Linked DNA regions of Homo sapiens: region 2 is linked to region 1. A link is an interaction called in ENCODE POLR2A ChIA-PET data of the cell type or tissue named here. Cell type or tissue: endothelial cell of umbilical vein. All regions are shown on one strand. Links, peaks and the distances in the headings refer to the core of each region. The heading gives the core; the rest is flanking DNA.

Region 1 (4,399 bases), core at 190-4,189:
GCTGAAAATCTGTATCTAGATGAAGCCTTAACTTCAGAATCCATCTGATACTCATGTTTTGGAGTTGGATTTAGCTTTCTCACTAGATTCCTTCTATGACCTTGGAATTGTCTGATCATAGTGTCTGAATTTTAGCCTGTGATCAGGTGCTTTGGTAAATCACCAAAAGTCAGTAAATTACAGAGAAAAGCTTTTCCTTTAATGCCTTTTACTTCTTACCTTTTCTTCTGGCAGAGTTGGGAACAAATACTGAGAGTGCTCGTTTCTCTTAGGCCTTACAATACAAAGGACCTTGTCCTTCGGAGCCCTCATAGATATGCTAGAGAAGCATAGTGCTTCTCTAGACCGGCAGTGCTCAGAGCTCAGAGTTTTTGGGCTCAGGATTTCTTTATGTACTTGAAAAAGCTCTTTGGAATCTTCAGTTAAAAAAAAAGGGATATATATATATATATTTCAATATTCAATTTTTTCTTTTTAAATTTTGTTTAGAGATGGGGTCTCACTATATTGCCCAGGCTGGTCTCGAACTCCTGGACTCAAACAGTCCTCCCGCCTCAACCTCCCAAAGTGCTTACAGGCTTGAGCCACTGCGCTTAGCCTATATTTTAATATTATATTAGGAACTGAAATATTCATTTAGAAGTAATAAGCCCATTACTAACATGAATAACATTTTTACGTATGTTACAATTTACATTAACTGTATGCTAACGTAAGTTAGTTAACACAAACAGCATTTCTAACCTAAGTTATGGTTAGCATAAGTTCACTTAATGTTTTCATTTAAAAAATGCTACTGTTTTAAAAATATTAGTGAGAAGAGTGGCATTGTTTTTTAGATCTCTTTAGTGTCTGACTTAATAGAAGACAGCTGGATTTTCATATGTTTCTCCAGTCTATTGTGATAGTTGTTTTGATTGAATAATGAAAATCCAGCTGCACACAGATGGCTGGAAAAGGATGAAGTATTTCAGTAGTCTTCTCAGATAGTTGTGGGTATTGGTACTATGCAAAACAAAGCATGATTTTGTAAAGGCTAGTTACAGTGTGGAATCTGAAATGATATCAGTGAACATTTCATACTTTGTTATGTTAAAATCCATGGATCTGTCTCACTTTGACTGGGTCTTAGATCCATACATGATTCTGTAACATGTGATACAGTCATGCTACACAGTCATGGTATAGCCTATTGCTCCTAGGCTGCAAACCTGAACAGCATGTCACCATAATGAGTATTCTCTGCAGTTGCAACACAGTTGCAACACAATGCATCTAAACATTGAAGCATAGAAAAGGCTACTGTAAAAATAAGGAATGATAATCTTTTTTTTTTTCTTTCTTTAGAGGGAGTCTCAATCTGTCGCTAGGCTGGAGTGCAGTGGCGCAATCTCGGCTCACTGCAACCTCCACCTTCCTCGTTCACGCCATTCTCCTGCCTCAGCCTCCCAAGTAGCTGGGACTACAGGCACCCGCCACCACGCCTGGCTAATTTTTTTGTATTTTTAGTAGAGATGGGGTTTCACCATGTTAGCCAGGATGGTTTCGATCTCCTGACCTCGTGATCCACCTGCCTCGGCCTCCCAAAGTGCTGGGATTACAGGCGTGAGCCACCACACCCGGCCTGGAATGATAATCTTATGGGACATTGTCTTCTATGGGGACTATCTGTTGACTGAAACATTATGTGAGGCATGACTGTTAGGAAAATACTGGTTCACTGAGTTATGCAGATCTCCCACGTGTCACAGTTTATTGTATAGTGTCAAAAAAATCATATCACCACAATCTCTTCAGAGAAGTAGTTAAATATTGGGAAGCACTCAAACTCGTGGTGGCAGATACCATTTTGCCAAAATTCTAATTTTCTTTGGGAAGCTCAAATTTTATCATTGGCAACAAGTACAGTCAGTTGGTTTCCTTGAAGTGACAGGCTTACTTTGTTTCATTTTCCAGAACCTTTGCCAAATAATGACGTCGGAATAACTATTACTTATGTGTCATTCATTCTTTCAAGTAAACATGGCGTTCCACAGAAAAATCCTGCAATTCAGACAATCACACAAGTGCTTTAGAGATAATCAACATGTTCTGCATGCAGCATAAATGTTTTATATGTACTTCACATTTTATCACACAGAATATTAAAAAGCATACTCAAGGACACTTTTTAATGAGATTTAATATAATTTACACTGTGTCGGGCTGGGCGCAGTGGCTCACGCCTGTAATCCCAGCACTTTGGGAGGCCGAGGCGGGCAGATCACAAGGTCAGGAGATCGAGGCCATCCTGGCTAACACGGTGAAACCCTGTCTCTACTAAAAATACAAAAAATTAGCCGGGCGTGGTAGTAAGTGCCTGTAGTCCCAGCTACTCAGGAGGTTGAGGCAGGAGAATGGCGTGAACCCAGGAGGCGGAGGTTGCAGTGAGCCGAGATCGTGCCACTGCACTCCAGCCTGGCGACAGAGCGAGACTCTGTCTCAAAAAGAAAAAAAAAATTTACACTGTGCCATCAAGTAAACCTGGTTGTATTCTTTCACTGTGTGGTGGAAAAGTATAGTGGGTAAGAATCTAATTTCGTGCCATCGTCTTGATTCATGCTAAGTCACCAGCAGTTTTACTCATTATTGCTTTTGCTCTATCAGTGGAAAGGTCAGCACAGTAAAAAGGCAAATAACATCTTAGGTTTTTTTCTTTTTCTTTTTTTTTGTCCGAAGACAGGCTGGAGTGCAGTGGCATGATCATGGCTTACTGCAGTCTCCACCCCCCAGGCTCAGGTGATCCTCCTACCACAGGCATGCACCACCACATCTAGCTGATTTTTTGTATTTTTTTTTTGTAGAGACAAGGTTTCACCATGTTGCCCATGCTGGTCTTGAACTCTGGAGCCCAAGTAATTTGCCCACCTTAGCCTCCCAAAGTGTTGGGATTATAGGCACAAGTCACCCCACCCAGCTACCTCTTAGTTTTGTTATGAAAATATTTTCTATGTAGCAGGACCGCCAAAAGGATCTTAGGGTCCCCTCAGGGTCTGTGGACCATGCTTTGAGAACTGCTGCTCCAGAGCCCACCTGAGAAGGAGGAAAGAGCCTCCTTCCCGAAGCTGATAAAGGGCAAGGCTTCAGGAGAGTGAGTCACCCCATTACATAAACCCTTCCACTGGTTTCACTTTTCAGTAATTTATAGGTTTACCTCCCTCAGCTCCAGCTGCCATAACCTGTATCTTTTCCTCAGGTTTGCTTACTTGTTTGGCATTGCTAAACTGTGCTCTACAAGAGCTACCTGTAATTTCACTAATCTTGACTTATACGGACCCACCCTTCTCACTAGGCTGTATTCTTGACCTTCCTCTCTTAGTAGGGCTTTAGGAGAGATATATTGCTCCTCCACCTTTCCTTAGGGAGAGAGAGCTTGGGATTTATCTCATAAGAGAAAATTAATGTGATTCCTACACTCCTCTCTATTTGGTTCCAGGCAAGTCAGTTCTATCTTCTTCTTTTTTTTTTTTTTGGAGACAGAGTCTTGCTCTGTCACCCAGGCTGGAGTGCAGTGGCACAGTCTCGGCTCACTGCAAGCTCCGCCTCCCGGGTTCAGGCCATTCTCCTGCCTCAGCCTCCCAAGTAGCTGGGACTGCAGGCGTCTGCCACCACGCCTTTTGTATTTTTAGTAGAGATGGGGTTTCACCGTGTTAACCAGGATGGTTTTGATCTCCTGACCTCGTGATCCACCTGCCTCAGCCTCCCAAAGTGTTGGGATTACAGGCGTGAGCCTGTCAGTTCTATCTTCTAACATAACTGTTGAGCAGTTGAGGTAATCTCATCAGAGATCTTGTGGACTGTAGACTGAACCATTTCTGATGTCCTGAGTTTCCCTGGTGACCGAGGGAAACACCTAGTTGAAGGAGGAAAGGGAAACTGCATTTCCCAAGAGCCACACTCTCTTGTAGGAGAGTGATTTAATTAGTGGGTAATGAATAATTGCTTTCTCTAGAAATAGATACCTTGTCCAAGTTGGTCTGGGCCTGGTCCCTGGAGACTTGTTGGTTTGCGACAGCAGCAATAGATTTTCTTTTCTTTTTTTTTTTTCTTTTGAGACGCAGTTTCACTCTTGTTGCCCAGGCTGGAGTGCAATGGCGCAATCTCGGCTCACCGCAACCTCTGCCTCCCAGGTTCAAGCGATTCTCCTGCCTCCACCTCCCAAGTAGCTGGGATTACAGGCATGCACCACCATGCCTGGCTAGTTTTGTATTTTTAGTAGAAATGGGGTTTCTCCATGTTGCTCAGGCTGGTTTCGAACTCTCGACCTCAGGTGATCTGCCCACCTCGGCCTCCCAAAGTACTGGGATTTCAGGCATGAACCACTGCGCCCGGCCAGCAATAGATTTTCTAACATAGGCTA
Region 2 (4,399 bases), core at 127-4,126, 240 kb before region 1:
CATCAAATTTTTAGAAAAATTAATTAAAAAGTCAAACGACAACTAAATCAATTGAAATGATCTAATCAGGAACTCCTCTAGTAAAATCTTAGAGGAAATATATTTAAAAAGCAAACAAAAAAGGCATGTGCTTCCCTCCTTGGATAAAGTTTGGTCTTAAACAAAAAAATAGGGCATTTGTAGAATGCTTGCTTGTTTTCCTGTCCCCTTTCAAAACAACTCCTATTCGGTGTCAAAGACAAGAAGTTCCAGACTGGCTAACAACAGGTAAAAAATGTTTTGGGATTCCATGCCTATCTTTAAGGAAGAGTGCTTTAGACTAATAGGGGTTATTTTATCCCTTAAATCCCTAGACTCCCTTGTCCTCAGTTAATTTTTAGAGTTTTAGGATGAAAGTATTACATATTAACAATAATAAGTTTTTAAAAGTTTTAAGACAGAATATTGAGAGGATGAGCTAACCTTGTGTCACTGATTAAAATTTGTTATATCCTTCAATATATTCTAAACCAAATTCAGGAAAGTTTCAAAAGTATAGGTAATAAAGAGCATTATCATGCAAAAAGAAAAACAATAATGAAAAGGCAGGGAGGCAATCTTGGAGATTAGGGTAAGCCAAAACCTTAAACACAGATTTTGGGTACATAAGAAATATAACTCACTTTGAAGGTGTAGAAGGGCTGGTGATGCAGGAATTCACCATTTGAGAGGCTTTCAATGGTCTAGAACTATCAGAAAATTAGAAAATATATAATGTATACAAATGAATTATTAAAGATATATATTTAAATTATAAAATGAATTATTCTTACTATAATTCCTTTTATGTCCTCTTGAAAATTGAACAATTATAATACTTTTTAAATTACTAGCAATAGGCCAGGTGCAGTGGTTCACGCCTGTAATCCCAGCACTTTGGGAAGCTAAGTGGGCGAATCACCTGAGGTCAGGAGTTCAAGTCCAGCCTGGCCAACATGGTGAAACCCTGTCTCTACTAAAAATACAAAAATTAGCTGGGTTTGGCGGCGGGTGCTTGTAATCCCAGCTACTCGGGAGGCTGAGGCATGAGAATTGCTTGAACCTGGGAGGCGGAGGTTGTAGTAAGTGGTGATCGCACCACTGCACTCCAGCTTGGGCAACGGAGTGAGACTCCATCTCAAAAAAAAAAAAAATGGCCGGGCATGGTGGCTCATGAGGTCAGGAGATCGAGACCATCCTGGCTAACATAGTGAAAACCCGTTTCTACTAAAAAAATACAAAAAATCAGCCGGGCATGGTGGCAGGCGCCTGTAGTCCCAGCTACGCGGGAGGCTGACGCAGGAGAATGGCGTGAAGCCGGGAGGCGCAGCTTGCAGTAAGCGGAGATGCGCCACTGCACTCCAGCCTGGGCGACAGAGCGAGACTCCGTCTCAAAAAAAAAAAAAAAAAAAAAAAAAATACTAGCAATAGAGGCCAAAAGAGAAAATAAAATACCATCTCTAGGCTCTCCTTGATCCAATAATCTACATAGACAGCACTGGAAATGAAGTCAAGTGTAATACATATGAAAAAAATAACTTGGAGAAAATTACCTTGTCTCAGTTCTTTTAAAGTAATAGCTCTCATTTATGGAGGATTTACTGGATGTCAGACACTGTGCTAAGAACTCTACATATTATTACCTCATTTAATGTTCACAACCATCCTATTGTTTTTCTTATAGACAAGTCAAGGAATCTGTGCAAGGTCTAAAAGCTATCAAATTGTACAGTCAGATAGCTTGGCTTCAGGCCTGTGATCATACACTATTAGTGTGACATAGTACTACTGCCAGCAAGAGTAATAGCTCTACCAGCAGAAGGTAGTATGCACCAAGCAAAAACGTGAAAAGCTGTGAGAGGAAAAAACCAGAAACACTTAGACTCTCTGGGCACATGCCTTTATTAGTAGACCCTTGAGACACTAGTGTAAACTTCTATGAGACGTGGCTCTTTCAGACACTAACTGTATGACTTTAGGAAAATCATTTAATTTCCTTGGTCCTCTTAAGGGTTTGGACAAAAACCTCTAAAATCTCTTCCATCTTCAAAGTTCTACAATTTTATTATTCTACCAAACTAGTGTTCAAGTATAGAAAAGAATGACATAACATATGGCTTCAAAGTAATGCAAGTATGTAGAAAAAAGGGGAACACTCAAAGAAGTCCGAAGGTTTTCCCAGCATACATGATGAAGCAAAAACCTAAAGTAAAGATTACTTCTTTTTTTCTTGAGAAATTTCAGGAGCCATTTAAGTTCTTTACACTGCTGATAATATATGCATGAAGGCATAACATTGAGTATAGGGTTTCTCACATCTGCATGTCCTGAAGAGTCAACTGAAGCATTTGCTAAAAATATTGATTCCTAAGCGCCTATCTCAGACCTACTGAAACAGAACTTCCAGGGAAAAAACACAAAAATCAGTATTTTTAGTGTCTAGGTGACTCTTATTATCACCTAAGTTTGACTCATATTCAAGAAGTATATCAAACTGTCTTCTAGCACTCTAACCAAGAGCACTTCCTAAAAAAGCACCTCACTATGAAAAGCAACTAATAACTTTGGAAAAATTTTAAGCATTTTCTTCAATTACTTCAGGCAGTGATTTAACACTAAAACAAAGTAAAGCAAAATTAAAATCTCCTTCTTGGTCTGATTTCTTTTCTTTTCTTTTCTTTTTTTTTTTTTTTTTGAGATAGGGTCTTGCTCTGATCACCATTCACTGCAGCCTTCATCTCCCAGGCTCCAGCAATCCTCCCACCTCAGCCTCGAGTAGCTGGCACTACAGGTGTGTGCCACCATGCTGGCTTTATTATTTTATTTTTTGTAGAGATGAGGTCATGCTCTGTTGCCATAGGTGGTTTCAAACTCCTAGGCTCAAGCGATTCTCCTGCCTCAGCCTCCCAAAGTGCTGGGATTACAGGCATGAGCCACTGCATCTGGCCATTGATCTGATTTTACCTTGGAGTCATATTATGTAATTCAGTCATTCTTTTGATTAGATACTAAAGCCTTTCTATTTCAAAAGGGAATATAAAGACATAGTCTCTCAAGGACTTACATTGCCATATGTGCACTCCAACCAAGGGTAAAAGGTGGTTTTGTATTTTCAGTGCAATGAGATGACAGGGTCAGGTATCTTGGAATGATGACTTGCTGCCCAATCTTATTGTTAAGCGAGAGAGCCACATTGAAGCTATATCGTTTCAAATGGAGAATGAGGACCCTGAAAAACAGGAGATGACAACCTTACTAATTCATACATAATACATGTATCTTTCTTACAGTAAAAGAGATCACTCTATGTTAGACGACTTTTGATTTAAAAAATCCATTTGGCCAAACCAAAGACACGTCAAAGAATATTTACTGAATACCTGTTAGTGCCAGGCATTGGGCTAGGTAAAAAGCATACAAATAATGGTGGATTAGTGTGGTTTGGGTAAAATACTTATAATGTTCCTAGAAAAAACACAAATAAATAAAATATAGCAGACAAGAATGTTAAATTTGGCACTGATATTGGGTTAAATCCTTAAATTATTTACTTCACTGTTACATAGTTTAAAAAGCAATAGGTTTTATATAACCACTACTAGTAAAATAATGTCTATTAAAATGTTACATAGCTCTTATATTTGATGGTAAACATTAATTACTTCAAGATGATTTTTGATGAGAATTATTCTTTTATTTTCAGAAGTACTTTCTCTGTAGAAAGCTAAGGAGGAAATACAAAACTTTTCCCCATTTAGAAAAAAGCTTTACAAAAATTTGCATGCCAAATCTGATCTGTGGGTCTGTAAAGGCTTTTAGCTCTTTAGAAGCACTGAATTCTTTGTGGTTAAAATTGTGGTAACCTTTTCACTTCTCACACAGAACACGATCTCTGCTTGATGGATTAAATATATTTCTCAACCCACAAGAACACTTTAAAAATTGAATTTCAAACATCTTATGGGAATAAACTTCAGTTCTAGGCACACACACAAAAATGATCTATAAAAAACTGATTCTTACCATATATGCCTTCATCACAGAAGCCACAAACAAAAATTTGCAAACTGAAGTTATAGATTGTAGTTCTCTTTAAAAAGCGTGCTAGAACTCAGGATCTTCAAATATACAATTTGAGAGAATACAAGGACACAACTGATATGAAACCAATGTCAAAATTAAATATTTTAACTAGAATTTCAAATAACCTAACCAAAATAAAAGGTAATATGAGGCTACTCTGGACACACTGCCTATAGTGTAGCCCTGCTATGCATGGAGCAGTAAAAGGTGGGGGGGAAGGTAATATAAAACAGGAAAATGATAGTCAAAATCACTGATCTTCAAAGATGAGGCCCAACTTTGTGAACAGATTTGATAA

Evidence for each region. Peaks named below come from ENCODE experiments on the same cell type or tissue, not always from the same donor. Only the 100,000 strongest peaks of a DNase experiment are listed, where the experiment ranks them.
Region 2: POLR2A ChIA-PET joins it to region 1 with 5 read pairs; 2 of 35 experiments call an interaction of 5 or more read pairs at or near these places.

What each region holds. Positions count from the first base shown.
Region 1 is chr2:218,714,305-218,718,703 of GRCh38, forward strand. The region is part of intron 1 of TTLL4 (tubulin tyrosine ligase like 4); the gene reads left to right. Among named protein-coding and RNA genes, the nearest start is that of TTLL4, 5.7 kb to the left of the region's middle. In endothelial cell of umbilical vein, for the core only: no CTCF peak of the experiment used is centred there; a DNase peak (open chromatin) is centred at 1,957.
Region 2 is chr2:218,478,988-218,483,386 of GRCh38, forward strand. It overlaps USP37 (ubiquitin specific peptidase 37), which reads right to left. Exons shown (of 26, transcript NM_020935.3): 17 at 3,083-3,247; 18 at 663-728. Among named protein-coding and RNA genes, the nearest start is that of VIL1, 62 kb to the left of the region's middle. In endothelial cell of umbilical vein, for the core only: no CTCF peak of the experiment used is centred there; no DNase peak of the experiment used is centred there.